Linked DNA regions of Homo sapiens: region 2 is linked to region 1. The links are chromatin contacts, found by Hi-C or POLR2A ChIA-PET in ENCODE. All regions are on one chromosome and are shown on one strand. Each heading gives the region's core, a stretch centred on a gene start or an enhancer-like site at or near the end of the contact. The rest is flanking DNA. Distances are from core to core; before and after follow the strand shown. Region 1 overlaps AGBL4 (AGBL carboxypeptidase 4). Region 2 overlaps AGBL4 (AGBL carboxypeptidase 4).

Region 1 (3,335 bases), core at 433-2,932:
TAAGGTGAAGGCAAGTGGCACAAACCACAGGCTCACTGTGCACAAAGGGTGCAATGTGATGATCTGCATGAATTTGGGGAGGGGGAGATCACTGCCGGTTAAGGGATCCTAGAAGGCTTCAGGAAAGTGGTGATCTCTGACTGGGGCTTTGATGGATGCGCGACATCTTGGGGAGGTGGGGGAGTAGTGAGGCCGGGGTTCTTCAGGTCCTCTCTCTCTCCATTTTCTGTGAGTGAGGGCAGGAGCAGGCTTCGTTGGGCAGAGGCAGGAGAAAAAAATTCTAGCATGAATCCTGGATTAGGTGAGATCCCAGCAGCTGACACAGATGCCTCCACAGTGGGGCCATACCCTCGGGGAATCTGAACCACAGAGCAGCAGAGTTGAAATGGATCCGAGAGAGCCCCCTTTCCAAGGGGGAGAAGCCCACCCAGGAAGAAAGAGGTGAAAAAAGCAGGCCCAGGTCCCCAGTCTTGGAGGTCAAGGTTCTCCCCGACTTTGAGGAATTGCAGATGCCCATTTCAAATGACATATTTGAGAAGGAAAGGTGGCTGAAACCTACAAAAGTCTTCTTTGTTAAGTATCTTATATCAAATGTATCTCTCTTTTTTTCTCTCTGTAGCATTTTTCAGCCCACTGTCACGTGATTGTTTGTTTAACAGCTCCCTGACTAGAACATAAACACCGAGGGGATGTTCCTGCTATATCCCCAGCACCCAGCGCAATGTCCTCCATACAGAACACTCACTAAACACGTGTTTAGCGAAAGAAGTTAATCCTTATGGTGGTCCTACAAAATCGATCTTATTATCTCTGTAAAGACTCAGAGTAGTAAAGTAACTTGCCAGAAGTCACATAGGTGGTGAGTGCTCAAACTCAGGGTTGTCAGATTCCAAAGACAGCTCTTTCCACTACCCTACCCCTCCTCAATGAACTGTACTTTCCAGAGCTTCTTGCCTAATGCTCACTCTGTGGGACCCTCAGCTCATCTCTGACTTTCTCTGACATTCCTAGGGGGTCTGTGAAAAGCCCCACAATCATGAGGGGTGCGGTGGAAGGGGAATAGGTTGTCACCTCTAGAAGCTCTGAACTTATCCTCTGGTGGCCAGGGAAAACTGGACTGGTTCTTCATCTGTGGTTCTTCTACTTCTCTCCTGCCCAACTATCTGTGCCCAGAGAGTATCCAAATGGCAGGGTATGTGCAGAACGCCCTGTCAAGGAAGCATTGAAGGCCCACACATGTATTCAATGCATGTAAAATGGACCACAGTTGGCTGGGTTGGGGGGCTAAGGAGTTGTGGTGGGAATAAGTGGGGTGGGCAGCATAAGGGCTGCTCCCAGTTTCCTGAGGGACCACTGTGGGCACAGTGAGTGCCTGAGGGTAGGAGTTATGAGGAGGCAAAGTTTGATCACATGGTGGATGTCTGCCCAACAAATCAATCCATGACCCTGACCTCTGCTGATACTCCCTTCAGGCCATGAGCCCTTCCAGAGTAGGGACCATATGGGATTCATCTTTGCTAAATGGCTGTTGATTGATTTGCCTGACTCAGAGGAAAATAGCAACTCAGGAGTTGAAGGACTGCACCCCAGCCCACTCCAATGGGGAAGTGCCCCCATGAACCACCTGTAGGAGGGGCTGGGGTAGTTCTGCTTGCTCTCATCTATGTCTGCAACCTCATCTCTTCCTGCTACCCAGCACTTCACTGTGCCGTCCAACCAGAACTACTTTCAGTTCCTTGAATAAGCCAGCCTCTCTTGCAACTCCAAACCTTTGTTTAGGCTCTCCTGTTGCCTGAGATAGTTCCTTAACTTGGGGCCTCCTGCAGCCACCCACAACTCTCCTACCCCAGCCATGTAAGGAGCTCTCTTTTGTATCCTTTCCCAACATCCTGAGAGCTCGGGACCAAAGTAAAGCTCACCCTGCATCCCAACTGTCTGCTGTTGAGACTGTGACTTCTTTAAGGTGGCAAGGGGGGCTTAACAATTTGATTTCTCCGTGCCTAGCACAGGGCTCGGAACAGAGGAAGGATCCAATAATGTTCCCTGCACAAAAACATTTCCCTACGGTCAGAGCTATCCAATAATGAGATAGGCTGCACTGGAAGGCAGTGAGTGAGCTTCTTGTCTCTAGTGGAATGTTACTGGAGGCTGGGTGATTGCATGGCAGGGAGACAGCAGAAAGCTTCTTGTCCTGTATAGGAGGCTAGACGAGGTGAACTCTGGGGTTCCTTATAGGACTAAGGTCCTAGGACTCTAAGAATTACCCCCCACACTCAGAGTACCCCCTGGAGCAGCAAGGGAGGGTATGGCCAGCCTCTGGGACCTGCTGAATCCTGGCATCCAAACAAACATCCATCCATGTTGGCTGAACACAAACCTTCCACTGCTTCATGATATAGCATTCATGAAATCCTATATATTCTGATTCCACATGGCATAGATATGTCTTTTCCCCTCTCTGGGCCTCAGTTGTCCATCTATAAGATAGGGGTGAAAGGCTGAACTGGGTTCTCTCTAAAGAGACAATTTCTAAGAAAACTCCAGGAATTGTCCAATTGGTATCTTGAGGCCATGTTGCCTGGTAAGGCTGAAACTATGAAGACATGGTGGGCTTTTAAATTAAGCAGGAAATATTCATCTAAAAGCTCAAGGGTCCTGCAGTCACAGAATGCACTGCAGTACTGGATGGTCTAATGGCCAGCAATGAAGGCCTAATCAGGAGGCAGGCAAAAGGGATGGTGCCACAGAAGCACATGGCTAAGGGACTCTGTGATCAGACTGCCTGACGCATGGCAAAGCAAGAGGGGCCTCAGTTTTGAAACCTGGTTCTACCCTTTCCTGGGTGTGTGGCCTCAGGCAAGTTACCTAATCTCTCTGAGCCTGTTTTATCCACTGCTGAGGTTGTTTTATATATGGAAAGTATTTAGTGTCTGGCCCAAAGCAGGTATTCCTAGAAACCAGGCTTTGCCTGTAATGAACACTTTCCCACCTCCATTTCCTGCCTGGCAAATCCAAAAAAAACATAAGCTTGTCACATGGCAATATGGAAGGCAAAACCCTGCTCTAATGGAGAAACACACTGCTATTCTGACAATGGGGAAAAGCCTAACAACTTCCTCTGGATGTTCTAAATACCTAGGCAGTTGTTAGAAAAGGGACAGCCTGGAGTTGTCCCTCAACCCCATCCCCACTGCCCCCAGGAAAACGGAGTCTAGGGAGAAAGGGGAAGGAGGGTCCTGAATTGTTCGGCCACCCTGAAATCAACTTTTAAAATAATCTGGGATTATTTTAAACTGTGGCTACTTCTGATTTGGGCAACAGTTCAAAAAAAGTCC
Region 2 (3,827 bases), core at 1,292-3,791, 40 kb after region 1:
CCACCCTGCTAACATATTTGGCCACATTGCTGGGCCATCAAATGGTCTCCAACCACTAAGCTCTGTTGCTGGCTTTGGGACCCATTCTGGAGAGGCAGCATGTCACGAGAGGTATATGGCAATATGAAAAGTGAAAAGTGCACAGGCTTTTAACTCAGTTTTGGGCTCAATTACTGCTTTATCACCAAGGTACTGTGAAACCTTAGGAAAATCTATGACTCTCAGTTTCAGGTTTTTCAACTGTCAAAGAGATCCTTATAAGGTTTTCATGTCTAACTGAGACAAGGCATGTAAAGTGCCTGGCAGGCACAGTGCCTGTCACACAGTAGGTTGCAAAAACTATGAGTTGCCTTTTTCATTCTTACCTTCTGAGATAATTTCTATTACTCTTTCCTTTCAGGAGGTCACAGGGTAATGACAAGGATGGGTTCCTGGAGCCAGTTCATTTTGGGTGAAGGATTTTCCTCCTCCCTGAAGGCTGGGCAGTATTACTGTAGATATGCCACCCACCATCCCTTCCTGGCAAACAAAGGCAGTCTGCCTTGTTTAAGAAAGCTGGAATCTTACTAAGGTCTGTACTTTTATAAATTGTAGGACTTAAGTTGAGTTTGGGGTTTTATTGTCTGCTTTTAAAATCATGATCAGATATTATATATTTAAAACATGGCTTCAGAATTGTGAAACACAGTGTTCTCAATCATAAAAAAGGATGAACTATGTTATGCCTTTCTGTTTCCATTTCTGGGTTCTCTTTTTGTCTCCTTGCATGAATTTTTCTGTGATGCCCTGCCTTATGTCCTAATTCTTCTGGGACACTAACTGTGAAAATGTAGGCAAGATTCTTAACTCCTTTAAGACTGTCTTATTTGTTCATTCATTTATTTACTATTGAACTATTTGGTGAGCGCTTATAATGTGCCAGAATCTCTGATTAATGCTTGGGATACAGTAGAGAATCAGACAGACAGTTTCCCCCATTTGTGAAACGGGAAAATGAAACGCATATTTTAGGATTTTCAAATGGAGTAAGTGAAATTTTATATATATATGAGAGGAAGAGACAAAGAAGAGGACTAAAATCTATTGAACCCCTTACTTGATCCCCAGTAATGCTAGGTGCTGGATATGCAATTCTGATAATAAACTTGGAAAGTGATTGTTGTTATCCCTATTTTATAGATGTAGCAACTGAGGTTCAGAGAGGGAGGGTGAAGGTCCAAGTCACACATTGGATTCAAACCTGGTATGAAGTCCATATGGTTCTCACTCTGCTATGTTGCCTCCAGTGGTCTTGGAACACTGCTTGTCATCCACTGGGTGTGTTAATTCCCCATCACCAACTCCACATAGAAACTGGGAGGCTGTACTATTCTTGCTGCGTGGATATATATATATATATATTTTTTTTTTTTGAGACGGCATCTCGCTCTGTCACCCAGGCTGGAGTGCAGTGGCCCAATCTCGGCTCACTGCAAGCTCCGCCTCCTGGGTTCATGCCATTCTCCTGCCTCAGCCTCCCGAGTAACTGGGACTACAGGCGCCCGCCACCACGCTTGGCTAATTTTTTTGTATTTTTAGTAGAGACAGGGTTTCACCATGTTAGCCAGGATGGTCTTGATCTCCTGACCTTGTGATCCTACCACCTTGGCCTCCCAAAGTGCTGGGATTACAGGCATGAGCCACACTGTGGATATATTTGATAGCACTAAATGTGGTCTGGGTAGAGTAAGGGGTACTTGAATGGAAAATCCAAATCATGTTCCCTGATTCTTTAGGGACAAGATGTAAAGAAGACTTTATGAAAGGAAAGGGAGGGAGACATACGTTAAGCTCACTAACTCCAAGTCATAGGAAGAACTTTAAGGTCCTCTGGCAGCTAGACTCACCAGCTCAGGAGACAGCTGAGACACAGACTCTTGGCGAGAGGAACACTGTCTTTCCCAAGCCAACCCGTCTCTGCTGCAGTGACATTAAAAGATAAAATGTTCAAAACTCTCTACCCCTCTGACTCTTACCACTTCCTAGGTGGAGGCAGACCTGAACTGCATAAACAACGAGGTATATTTTTCCACTTAAGATGTTCAGTGCCTATCCAAGGAAGAAAGAGTCTGTCAGAAAACATTCACTTAGGGCCTGCACATTTTCAAGAAGCTGAAAGCAGAGTAGGAAGTGAAATCACTATGCTTACATTTGGCAAGAGGACTGCAAAACTGCCCCCAAGCTAAACAATTTGGACCTGTGCACCCTTTTCTCTTCCATCTCTTTGTTTGGATAAGTCACAGCAAGAGCACGTAACAGATTTACCAGCACTATTCATGTGTTTTTAACTTTACGAGCAAAGCCTTCTCTTTGGTATCAAGAAAAGGAAGGGTCGGTCATGCCAGAGAGTGCTTGTTGCCACTGAGAAAACTTGTGAGGGTTACCAGAATGAAAAGACAGACACAAATGAAGAAAGGCAGAGTTTTGCATGCAAAAAGGGGGAAAAAATCTTTTCCTTGGCATAGAAAAATTTCATCCTGAAGGTTCTTTTTTCCCTTTTTTTGGCAATGTGATAAACACCTTAAAATAGAGTTATGAAACAGAAACAGATTCTATAGAATGAGGAAACCAAGACTAGTGACCTCAGAGAACTTATGTATCAAACCTGTCATTCTAGAGATGATAAAACTGAGGCCAGAAGGATGATGATTTCCCCAAAGTCAAAGAGTTTGTCATTGACTGCTATGGTTTGAATGTGCCCCTCAAAGTTCATGGGTTGGAAACTCAATCTCAAGTACAACAGTGTAGAGAGGTGAGACATTTAAGAGGTGATTAGATCATAAGGGTTCTGCCCTCATGAATGAATTAATATCATTATCTCAGGAGTGAGCTCATTATTGCAAGAGTGAGTTTGTTATAAAAACGAGTTTGAGCTGGGCGCAGTGGCACAAGCCTGTAGTCCCAGCTACTTGGAAGTCTGAGACAGAGGATTGAGCCCAGGTTCAAGACCAGCCTGGGCAACATTACAAGACCTTATATCTGAAAAAAAGAAAAAAATTATTTTGTCTCTCTCTCTCATCTGTCTTGCCATGTGATGCCTTCTACCATGCTATGACACAGCAAGAAAGCCCTCACCAGATGTAGCCCCTTAACTTCCCGGCCTCCAGAACCATGAGCCAAATAAGCTTATGTTGTCTATAAATTACCTAGTCTGTGGTATTTTATTATAGCAGCACAAAACTGATTAAGACATGACCAAATCAATAATGAAGCTCAGCTTCTAGTGGGCCTTATCGCTGTCCTCCATTGCTCGGCATTCCCTTGATTACAATGAAAAGCCTTCAGTAAAAGGTAATCTCATTCATCCTCGGGCATTAGCTTACCTAGTCTTAAGTAAACATATCCCAGCATTTTCCAGGTTTAGCATTAGAAGAAGCCTTTTAGCTGAGGAGGGGGGTGGGAGAGGATGAATTAATTCTCTTCTCTAAATCACCTTCCCCTTGGAGTCTATCTATAGTCCTGCTGCCATTTCCATGCTGCCCTCCCCCACCACTACCCTCCATTCCCCCATCCCCATCAAGGGGTTCTGTTAATTCTCTAACACTTGAGCCAAAGAATGAGCCCAACCCATTTTGGGGGTTGCCCTAAGCATAGCTGAGGTAGTCTGAACTTACAAAGAGACTTTACTGAAACAGAGGTAAGAGAAAAGGCAGTAGAATGTAGTGGAGCAATCTGAACTTTGAAATCAGAAAAATCGGGGTTTAAATCTCAGCTCTACTGCCCATTAGCTGTGCAGATCTGACTAAGTCACTTGTCTTGTTAAGTTTTCTCATTTGTTGGATATGGAG

The links. Hi-C counts contacts between places; a loop is a spot of excess contacts on that map. ChIA-PET counts read pairs that join two places held with the same protein, here RNA polymerase II (POLR2A). Pooled maps may share reads with other maps.
Region 2: a map with no recorded cell type shows a loop between it and region 1 (2.2-fold over the local background). The contact joins two enhancer-like sites. A Hi-C loop is called at or near these places in 2 of 168 maps with a recorded cell type or tissue (B cell and sigmoid colon), 3 of 37 single-sample maps with no recorded cell type and 8 of 50 pooled maps. POLR2A ChIA-PET finds 5 or more read pairs at or near these places in 2 of 52 experiments (A673 and activated B cell).

Annotation. Positions count from the first base shown.
Region 1 is chr1:48,748,634-48,751,968 of GRCh38, forward strand. All of the region lies in intron 6 of AGBL4 (AGBL carboxypeptidase 4), which reads right to left. The region is part of intron 3 of BEND5 (BEN domain containing 5); the gene reads right to left. Among named protein-coding and RNA genes, the nearest start is that of BEND5, 27 kb to the right of the region's middle. RefSeq lists an enhancer at 1,661-1,790. Within about 2 kb of position 1,683, at least 2 of the 41 ENCODE cell types and tissues checked have a DNase peak (open chromatin) inside an H3K27ac peak, as active enhancers do.
Region 2 is chr1:48,787,895-48,791,721 of GRCh38, forward strand. All of the region lies in intron 6 of AGBL4 (AGBL carboxypeptidase 4), which reads right to left. Among named protein-coding and RNA genes, the nearest start is that of BEND5, 13 kb to the left of the region's middle. Within about 2 kb of position 2,542, at least 2 of the 41 ENCODE cell types and tissues checked have a DNase peak (open chromatin) inside an H3K27ac peak, as active enhancers do.